Linked DNA regions of Homo sapiens: region 1 is linked to region 2. Evidence: read pairs that join two places in POLR2A ChIA-PET (ENCODE). Cell type or tissue: GM12878. All regions are shown on one strand. Region 1 overlaps BMF (Bcl2 modifying factor). Region 2 overlaps FSIP1 (fibrous sheath interacting protein 1).

Region 1 (5,000 bases), 450 kb before region 2:
TGGTTCACAATTCATTTCCCACTCCACCTGGCAGGGGACTCCCTGAGCAGAGCTGCCTCCCCTGAACTTCCCTCCACCTGCCTGGTCCAGAGGAATTAGTGTCCAGACTGATCATCTGTGGACCTTGGCCTTATCGATTTCTCTTCAGGGAATGATAGTCATTCCCCATCATTGCGGGCTGGATTTAGAGAGCCAAGAAAAGCAACCCTAGAGGCAGATGGGACTTGAGGAGGCCTGACCGTCACCTTTCCCCTACATCTGGGATAGTGTCCTGGGGCTAGACAGTGGCCACTGGTCCATAGTCCTGTGGAGAGTGTGCACTCCCCCTTTTTGTCCCTGGTTACAGACCTGAGTTACTCGTTTTTTTGCACCAGAACGACCTTCTCCCTTGGAGGTATGGAGCAGAGGGAGGGGGCGTGCTGATGCCATGAAATCCCAATTGAGTGTATCGACCTGGCTCCAGATGCAACAGGTTCCAAGTTTCCCTGGGTGTCGTTTTACGTGGGCCATCTGCACTTTCAGCGCATTTCCCAAGAGCCTTGCTAGGTGGAGGACTAGCCTGGTCACCCGAGTTACCAGTTCAGGGTGACTCTTCCAGATCCACAGGCAAAAAACCGGAGGCAGAAGATCAGAGTTAGCAGGGTGCTCCGCCTCAGCTCTTTGTGTCTCCAAAGCAGCAAGAGAGTTGGAGGCAGAGTGAGTGGAGGTAAAAACCTTTCAGAACCTCACCACACATCCCACCTTCCTTTGGCCGGGGCAGGAGTGAAGGTTCCCCTGTTTGCTCCTCTGTGAGCTGACAAACTGTGGCAGGGACCCCCGATGGTCTGCTGATAATGACTTATCTTGAGGGTGGTGCTGTGGTGCTTCTGTGTCCAGCTTCTGCATGGAAGAGCATGGTGCAGATGTACTTCCTCCCTGAGCCCCTGGGCTGCCCTGGCCAGAAGGTCTGAGCCCCAGCTTTCCTGTCCTTGTGCCATGGCCTCATTCAGCACGAGCCTAAGGAGGGGCAGGAAGTGGTATCCCCTCCCCTTGGGAGAGTCTTCTGTCCCAGTGGCCCATCATGACATTTGGGGGTATTTCTGGGCAATGTTAAGAAGCCAAGAATCCTCAAAAACAGTAGTTACTGTAAACAGTCGAGTGAGTAAAGCTACAGGAGGGTTGGAATTCTTCATGTTGGAAATGGCTTTTTCACTTGGACCAGGAGTGGCTCCATTCAGAAAAGCCGGGTTTGGAAATCTCTGAATAGTAATTAGACTTTTTGGCAAATGAAATCTGAGAAAACTTTCAGCCACTCAGTTGAAACCATCTTTAGCTGTAATATCACAAAAAGGATCCTAGACTTGTAGGCAGATCTGTTAAAATCCCAGCTCTGCCACTTATAAGTTATGTGTTCGTGGGCAAATCATGTAATCTCTCCAAGCCTTTTTTTTTTTTTTTTTTTTTTGGTGAGACAGCGTTTCGTTCTTCTTGCCAAGCTGGAGTACAGTGGTGCGATCTCGGCTCACTGCAACCTCTGCCTCCGGGTTCAAGTGATTGTCCTGCCTCAGCCTCCTGAGTAGCTGGAATTACAGGCATGCACCACCATGCCTGGCTAATTTTTGTATTTTTAGTAGAGACGGGGTTTCTCCATGTCGGTCAGGCTTGTCTTGAACTCGCGACCTCAGGCGATCCGCCCATCTCGGCCTCCCAAAGTGCTGGGATTACAGGTGTGAGCCACTGCACCCGGCTTAGTCTTGGTTTCTAATACTTACCTTGCCTAGTTGATGTGAAGGGCCTTTAGGAGTTGTGATACAAATAACTATTAAGTCAGGGACAGTTGAGTACTTTTAGAAATATGTTAAAAGATGACTTTAGGATTTTGCTTGGACCTGACTTTGTAATTTGGGGAGCTCTTTTGGAAGTTGTACCCGAGTTGGTGTTTGCATGGTTTATTAACTAGCAGCTTCTCTGCCTAGCAGACTGGATCCTTTGTTCAGGGAGCCCCTGATTGCTTCCTGACACTTTGGGATTCTCTAGTTATTAGTGAGTGGTTTTCTGGAACTTAAGCTGGCTAACTAGGTTGCTCAGCGTCTAGATGGGACAGCCCCGGGCAGGGGCCCCAGAGGTTTGCTATAGAGTGAGATGGGTCCCTAGGAAGCCAGCCTCTGTCCCAGGAGTGGGAGGCCCACCTAGGACAGTGCCAGGGGAAGAATGAGGCTGGGGGAGGGACTGCGGAGAGCCAGAGTGCGTGAGAGCCAGCGCCGGGGCTGGGGGCCCTGTGTTTGCTCTGTGGCTGGCTCTGTTTATATCGCTCGCTATATTTAGCTTCTGAGTCATCAGCGTGGCAGACTAGAGGCTGAGTTCCCCACACACTCTGCACCTGACTGCTCTCTCTTCCAGGAGAAGGGCCTTGTAGTTCCGGAGAGTTCATTCCCTCCCCACCAAGGCCTGCCATGGGATGGAAATTGGCTTTTTTTTTTGGAAAGTGGGTGATGGGAGGAGGGGACTAAGGGAGACACAAAGAAAGAAGGTTAAAGAAAAATGACTGGTTTGCCTTTTGATCCATGTCTGGCAGCCAAGAGGTCATGTTCCATGACCAGAGCACACAATCAGTCCGTGTGTGAAGGGGAGGGTTCCATCCTTCCTCCTTGCCTGGTTTGCCTTGACCTGGTCCTGGACAGGACATGAACAGTCAGCTGAAAAGACCCCAAGTCGAGTGTCAGAACCTGGGGTTATTTTGCATAGCATAATACACACAACAGGCTTGTCCCCCGAACCCCCTCCCTCTCCCTTCTTTAACCAGGGCACACACCATTGTGCCCTTCTGAGCTCTGAAGAAGTTGCCCAGTAGTTTGATGGAGCTGTTCTCAGCTTGAAGGAAACTGAGTAAGGGTCTCAGTAGTTCCTCCCTCCAGGCTGTGGAGGTGCAAAACAAGGGTCTGGGGACATGGATGGTGCAGCACAGCTCTGTCCCCGAACCGTACCCCTCAACCCCCAGTGGCTGGAGCCAGTGTCTTCCAGTTGCGTTAGAGGAAGCCTTGCCATCTTCCACTGAGAGCTGGCTGGCTTCGGACTGCTCTTTTTTCCTTAGAGAAGCAATGGGCGTGGCCATGGTGGCTTCAATGTCCTGTTAACACTGCTGGCTGGGCTGAGGAAGCTCTTGGCAAGGAGTCTTTTTTTTCCTTTTCCGTTTTGCCACGTTGCTCGTTCCTCGGGCCTCTGGGTCAGAAGCAGTCTGAGGCAGTGGGCCCACTGGGTCCAAGGGGTTGCCCTCTGGGTTTCAGAATCCTTGGCTTACCCTGGCAGCCTAGAATCCTGAGCCCCATGGCCTGTGGCTGCTGTGGGCAGTCTCAAAGCAGAAAGTCAGGGATCTCCCAGGGATTTCGTGAGTCTGCCGGGAAGATGGTGCTCCCCAGGCCGGCCCTGTTGCAGAGCATATTGAGAGACGTGCTCTGCAAAGCCAGTGAGTCCCAGGTTTTCCTTGTGCTCCCCAGGGAAGGAGGAGCCTGCTCCTTGCAGCCCCCAGGCCCAGTGCTTCATGTATATTTTTCTTACGTAATCACCACAGCAACCTTGGACTTTTAGACTCCATTGCCACTGTGTTATAGGAAACTGAGGCTCAGAGAAGTGAGGTAACATGTCCAAGTCACACCGTAATTTGCTGAGCTAGGCGTCATACAGATTTGATGGATTCTGGAACCATGGTCCAATCGCCCCATACCTGCTGCCCAGCAATCACATTCCGGAAAACAAGGGTACAAGGAAGCACACATTTGCTGCCCCAACCCGCTCTGCCTCATGTGATACTCAGCTAGGTGCTCTTGCTCTTCTCCCCATTATATTGTAAAACAATTGAGAACCAAGTTTATAATATTTTAATCATCTTTGTATCCACATAACTCTTAGCTCAGTTGGGTGCTTAGTAGCTCAGTTGGGTGCTTGGTAGCTCAGTTAGGTGCTTGGTAGCTCAGTTGGGTGCTTGGTAGCTCAGGTGTTTGGTAGCTCAGTTAGGTGCTTGGTAGCTCAGTTGGGTGCTTGGTAGCTCAGTTGGGTGCTTGGTAGCTCAGTTGGGTGCTTGATAGCTCAGTTGGGTGCTTCATTAAAATGTCCTTATTTCAACAGAAAACATCTTCCTAGCTTCCTTCAAGCAGGAATTTTCCTGCTCTCAATGTTCCTGTTCTTAATTGCAAGGCTCTTTCTTTCAGCCTTGGCCTGAGTAGGTTTAGAGAATGACAGGGAAAAGGGAAGAGGGAGGAAAACTTCACATCGTGGACTGTGCACCTTCCCCTAGAGTATAGACAATTCTGCATTTTGAAGAGATTGAGTGTGGTTTCAGATCACAGTCTGAAGTTATAATTTCAGACCAGTTTTAGCTTTATTTCTGTTTGATCTTCAGTTAGCTCTGCCTCTGAAAGGGTTATTTTTTTCTGGTCCACAGCGTCCTTACTAAATAGTTAATGATCTGGAAACAATGTCTTTAAGCATACTAGGGGAGCAGATCAGTGGTGATTTGCTTTGAAAAAGGTAATGCTATTTTCATAATGTCAATAAACACACTGTAAAATTTTAGTGAAGGAACATAGCTTTGGAGTCAGAAGTCAGGGCCTCAAATTACACCCCTCCCAACTAACTTGGGATGACTTTTCTGAGCCATTGTTTCCGTCGCTCTAAAATGGGTTGATTAATACCTGCTCTTCCTATCGTGAGGATCACATGAGAAGAAAGGAAAGTGCTCTGTTCTGTATCTGAGATATTATAAGTTGCTCTCTGTTTGGTAAATTTGCATTTTGTGAGTTAGGTTCTTTTAGAGCTGCACACGGCTTCGCTTTGCTTCTTCCTCTGATACTTTGGGGTGAATTAGCTCTAGCTGGAGCATCTGGAACACTGGTGACACACAGAGCCCCCAGAGGGTATGAATTGGATCTGAAAAGGGGAGAGGCAGAGGGAGATTCTTATCCAGGGAGCGTAGGGAACACGCTTTGTGCTTAGGGCAGAGGCTGTGTGGGATGAAACAGAGTTTG
Region 2 (5,000 bases):
CATTATTTTTTTGAACACCCAGGACAACTCTATGAAATAAGCCCCATTTTACAGATGAGAAAACTGAGGCTTAGAGAAGTAACTTGCCCAAAGTCACACACCTGCTGTGAGGAGGAAATAATGCACTTTTCATTCATTAGAGCTTTCACCAGATGTCATATTTATCTATTTTTTACAGATGGTTAAAAGAATAATATGGAAATTTGAGTTGCTTGTCATTTTGCATTAAACATTGTGTGAAAATCACATCAATGTCACAAAATTTATTGGAATAATGGAATAGAGATTGTTTTGACATTCATCATTTCCAGAGTCTTAGAATTGTGATGATCTTTTTCCAGTGGGCTCTGGAAGCTTAAGAAATTTAAGATTTGTTAACTTAGGAAACCCTACATTATAAAACAAATTGGTTGGTTGGTTGTTCATCCACTAGAACCTGAAGTATAACTAGATATGGAGACACATGACAGCTGTTTTTCATGGGTTCATGTCCATGGGTTCATGCCCACCCTCCCATCAGATGACTTCCTCTCTCTGTGGCCCATGCCCTCTGGGACTCCATCTGACCAGTTACTGGCTGCACTTGGGAAACGAAGGAGCACTGCAGGTGTGGCTGTTGCTGTGATTGCCGAGTCATTCCCTTCCCTGTCAAGTAAAGCCTGTGTTAACTCAAAGCCAAATGACAGGAAACCTAAATTAATAGGAATTGTTTTTATTCGAAGGAGGAAAATCATAAGAAAACAAGCTATTATTATATTAGTAAGAAAGCAGAGCACAGAGACTTCCGAAGAATGTTCTGGGGGTGATATCTGATTGTTTAGCTCTTACCTTTATAGGATTGTACAGTGAATACTTATTTAAGAATCACAACGCTGAGATGCTGTACGATAGACCGTCAGAACTGGGAAGTTCCCTTCTTGTTCAGATGAGGACGCTGAGGCCAGGGAGGTGGTCTACATAAAGTCGTTTTCAAAAGTGGTGCTGTTGTCTTTTTGCCATTTCAACCTGTCTCAGCCATCAAAGATCCATTGATTGTACTGCTTACTAAGGCAGGGAGGTAAATAAATACATATTAGAAAACTTTCCCCAAGGGTTGAGACAGTATTTTTTGGTTTACTCTTTACTTTTAGTCATAAGGGAGGACTTAATATTTTGGGTATTTGAAAAGGACAAAGATGTATAGAAAGAAGACAGAGAAGTAACAGGATGATACCATATAGCCAGCAATGTGATTAAGTGATAAATTGTGTGGTACCAATTTTAAATAATAGTAGGCAACATTTCCCAAATAAGATTGTCCTGGGATTTCAGCAATTATACTGTAAAATTTTTATGGCCAAGGAATTTTGTGAAATTCTGAATATTATATAACCCTCTTAGGAATTCACAACTGATGGTAGCTTATTAAAGCCTCTGAGAATTCCATAGTAGAGAAACCTGTCCAACTGAGTTTGAACCAGAGTTTCCAAATTTATTTGAAACAGAATGTCTGAAAGTATTCTAGAAAAGTGCTGTGTGAGTTCAGGTTGCGAATGCTGATGTGGGGAATCCCGAGGATAAGGACGCTGAGTGGGGAATCAGCACAGCTGAAGAGAGCTTTGTGGAGGACTTGGCATTTGAGCCAGGCCAGCAGGAACAAAAGTGTGGGGCCAGAAATGAGCACGAGGCCTGACACTCAGCTGGCACTCAATAAGTGTTTACTGAGTAGGTATGTGAGTGAAAACATGATTTCTATGGAAGGCAATCGGGATATTGGCTTAATTAGAATGAAAAGGTTGGGGAACGTGGAAATAAAGTTGAAGAGGCAGATTCTTCTGATTAGAGAGGGTCAAGCTGAGTGTTCAGGACTTGATCCGACAGGGAACGCTTTGTTGGTTCCTGGGCAGAGGACGACGGCAGAGTAGAAAAAGTGTCTGGGAAGAATAGCCTGAGAGTGGTGTAGAGTCAGGCAGGGATGGAAAAGACCAAAGTACAGTGAAGAGCAAGGAGCCTTAGAAAATGATGCTAACCTCTGTCTGGGTAGTAGTAGGTCACATATTGATTTTTATATGTGCCTAGATAAATGCAAAAGCAAGAGATCTTTTTAAATATAAGAAGTAAGCTAGAGTAAATTCCATCTCAGTCATTTCTGGTATCTTGAAAAACAAAGGGATAGTAAAGTATTATCAGAATAGGTGGGACAAATGTTCTTGGAGATTGAAAACTTGAAGCATTTCTACTCGGAAACTTATAGTGTCTTTATGACTAAAATATATTTGACCCTTATGCTTGCAGGATGTGAAATTTAGGATAAATTACTCTGTCAGGAAACATTACCAGCTAGAGTTCCTGGAGTGGGAGCCACACTGGCTTTACAGGTGTTTTTGGTCTTTTCATATTGCAAAACAGTTTATGTGAATAAACATAATTTATCCTTATACATCTTATTCCAGCTGAAAACTCTTAAGACTCTTAAGTCCCTCCTCTTAAAGAAGACTGAAATCGTGTCCAGTCAAATGTGTAGGTGTTTATGGTACTCAGCTTTTGAGCTATTGGTTGTTTCCGTTTGCTTAGTTCTCTTCCACTCACTCTTAGGCTGGATAAAGATTTCCATTCCTTTTTGGGTGAAATATTTTCCATAAGTTACAAAAAACCCAAATAAAAAAAAAAAACTTTGCACAAGAAATCCCAGTCTGAAATAGCTTTCCTTTTTAAATAATGATATAAAATAAAGATAGAACACATGATAATTATAGTCATTATTACTTGGTGGCTTGAATGCTCAGATTATTTGAAGGGGTCATCTTTAAAATGCCTGCCTCTTTATTCTGTGATTTACTGACTCTTGACCTTTATAATTCAGTTTATAATTAAGACTTTCCCAAGAAGTCTCCCTGATAGGCCCCAAACTACCAATTACATCACACATTTCACCATTTCCAACCTACCTTTACTTTTGGGCACCAATGTTAGTATCTTATTTACATCACTATAATTTTAAAAATCTGTTTAACTTACTTCTTCTGAGTTACTCCTGGGTTCTTAACTGCTATACTTGTGTTTTCTTTTCCTAACAAGGTGGGGTCTTGGAAAGCATTGGTCTGTGTCAGTGGTTCCCAACCACGGCAGATGAGAATCACCTGGAGAACTTTTAAGAACTTACGATGCGTATGTCTCACCTTCTAAGGTTATGATCTAGTTTGTGGAACCACTGGTCTACATCAAACCCAAGTTAAGCAAACATTATATATTGTTAGTGAGTAGTACAAAACCTTCAATTCTATGGACATTTGGCAAATATCTTATATTAAGGTAGAGACTAAAATTAAAATTTAGAATTCTAGAAAATTTCAAGCTGCCAGTACAATCTCAAGTTTCTCTAATTTTTCTTTTTTTTTTTTTTGGTAGCAATTTTATACTAGATTCTTTTTTTTTCTTTTTTTTTTTATTATACTTTAAGTTTTAGGGTACATGTGCACATTGTGCAGGTTAGTTACATATGTATACATGTGCCATGCTTGTGCGCTGCACCCACTAACTCGTCATCTAGCCTTAGGTATATCTCCCAATGCTATCCCTCCCCGCTCCCCCCACCCCACCACAGTCCCCAGAGTGTGATATTCCCCTTCATGTGTCCATGTTATACTAGATTCTTGTGTGCATTAAATACCAGTGACTAACTTACTTTTGATTAAAGGGCAAAGCGTAGTGATATTAATTTATTTTTGGATTTCAGACATTCTATGTCATGCAGTATTTTTCCCAATATAACAGTTTAATATCTATTTGTCCTTATGCAGTAGATTTTGTTAGAACATTTAAACATAGACCTTTTGGAAAATTGACCTTAAGAAGTCTTTTTTTTTTAATGCCTTCCCTCTCCTATTCATGGTACATGTGTGTTTTCATTCTATTAAGTGATAATTTTTTGAATGGCTGTTCTGAAGCTTTAAGTGTAAATTTTTTTCCTATGTCCTGAGACTGTTAGAAAACACCAAAATCTGAGTAACATACCAGTGATGTCATGGGGTAGAAAAGATGTGGAAAGGGTAGCACAAGTCTCTTCTGGGTGTAGGTTTGGCATGCCCAGGGCCAGAAGGGACAGAGGTGGATACCTGAGCCCTACCATAAGGCAGAGTCTCATATGTCAAGTGGAATAAACCCCAGATGATGCATCCACAGGGCTTTTGTTTTTGTATCTCTTTTTTTTGACCACCAAAAAAACCACTTTTTTAAAATTATATATATTTGAAGTATACAACATGATGTTTTGATATACATTGTGAAATGGTTATTATAGTCAAGCAAATTAACACATTCATTTCACATAGTTACCCTCTTTGCGTATGTGTGGAAAGAACACGTAAAATCTACTCTTTTTGCAAGAATCTCAAATAAAAGGCAGTATTACTAACTATAGTCCTCATGTTGTATGTTAGACCTCCAGACTTGTTCATCTTACATGTCTGCAACTTTGTATCCTTTTATGTATATCTCCCCATTTCCTACCAGTCTCACCACATCCCTGGTAACAACTACTTCTATCACCCCTGGTAACAACCACTTTATTCTATCTTCATGTATTCAACTTTGTTTTTCTTTTTTTAGATTCCATATATAAATGAAATAATGCAGTATTTTTCTTTCTGTGTCTGGTTTATTTCACTTAGCATAATGTCATCCATGTTCATTCGTGTGGCAAATGGCAGGATCTCCTTTTTTAAGGCTAAATAATATTTCTCTGTATGTGTGTATATCACAGTTTCTGTATCCATTCATCCATCAACAGACATTTCAGTTGTTTCAGTATCTTGACTATTGTGAATAATGCTGCAATGAACAAGGAAATGTGGATACCTTTATGAAGTTAAGTGGTGATTTCATTTCCATTAGACTTTTTTTTTTTTTTTAAGAGACAGTGTGTCACAGTGTCACTCTGTATCCCATGCTGGAATGCAGTGGTGCAATCATAGCTCACTGTAAAGCTCAAACTCCTGGGCTCAAGTACTCCTCCCATCTCA

Evidence for each region. ChIA-PET counts read pairs that join two places held together with the same protein. Peaks named below come from ENCODE experiments on the same cell type or tissue, not always from the same donor. Only the 100,000 strongest peaks of a DNase experiment are listed, where the experiment ranks them.
Region 1: POLR2A ChIA-PET joins it to region 2 with 11 read pairs; 3 of 35 experiments call an interaction of 5 or more read pairs at or near these places.

What each region holds. Positions count from the first base shown.
Region 1 is chr15:40,096,225-40,101,224 of GRCh38, reverse strand. All of the region lies in intron 4 of BMF (Bcl2 modifying factor), which reads left to right. Among named protein-coding and RNA genes, the nearest start is that of BMF, 10 kb to the left of the region's middle. RefSeq lists enhancers at 2,070-2,639, 3,286-3,799, 4,473-4,522 and a silencer at 3,040-3,089. In GM12878, no CTCF peak of the experiment used is centred here; DNase peaks (open chromatin) are centred at 2,324 and 4,764; H3K4me3 peaks cover 3,923 bases; H3K27ac peaks cover 5,000 bases.
Region 2 is chr15:39,646,595-39,651,594 of GRCh38, reverse strand. The region is part of intron 10 of FSIP1 (fibrous sheath interacting protein 1); the gene reads left to right. Among named protein-coding and RNA genes, the nearest start is that of THBS1-IT1, 63 kb to the right of the region's middle. In GM12878, no CTCF peak of the experiment used is centred here; no DNase peak of the experiment used is centred here.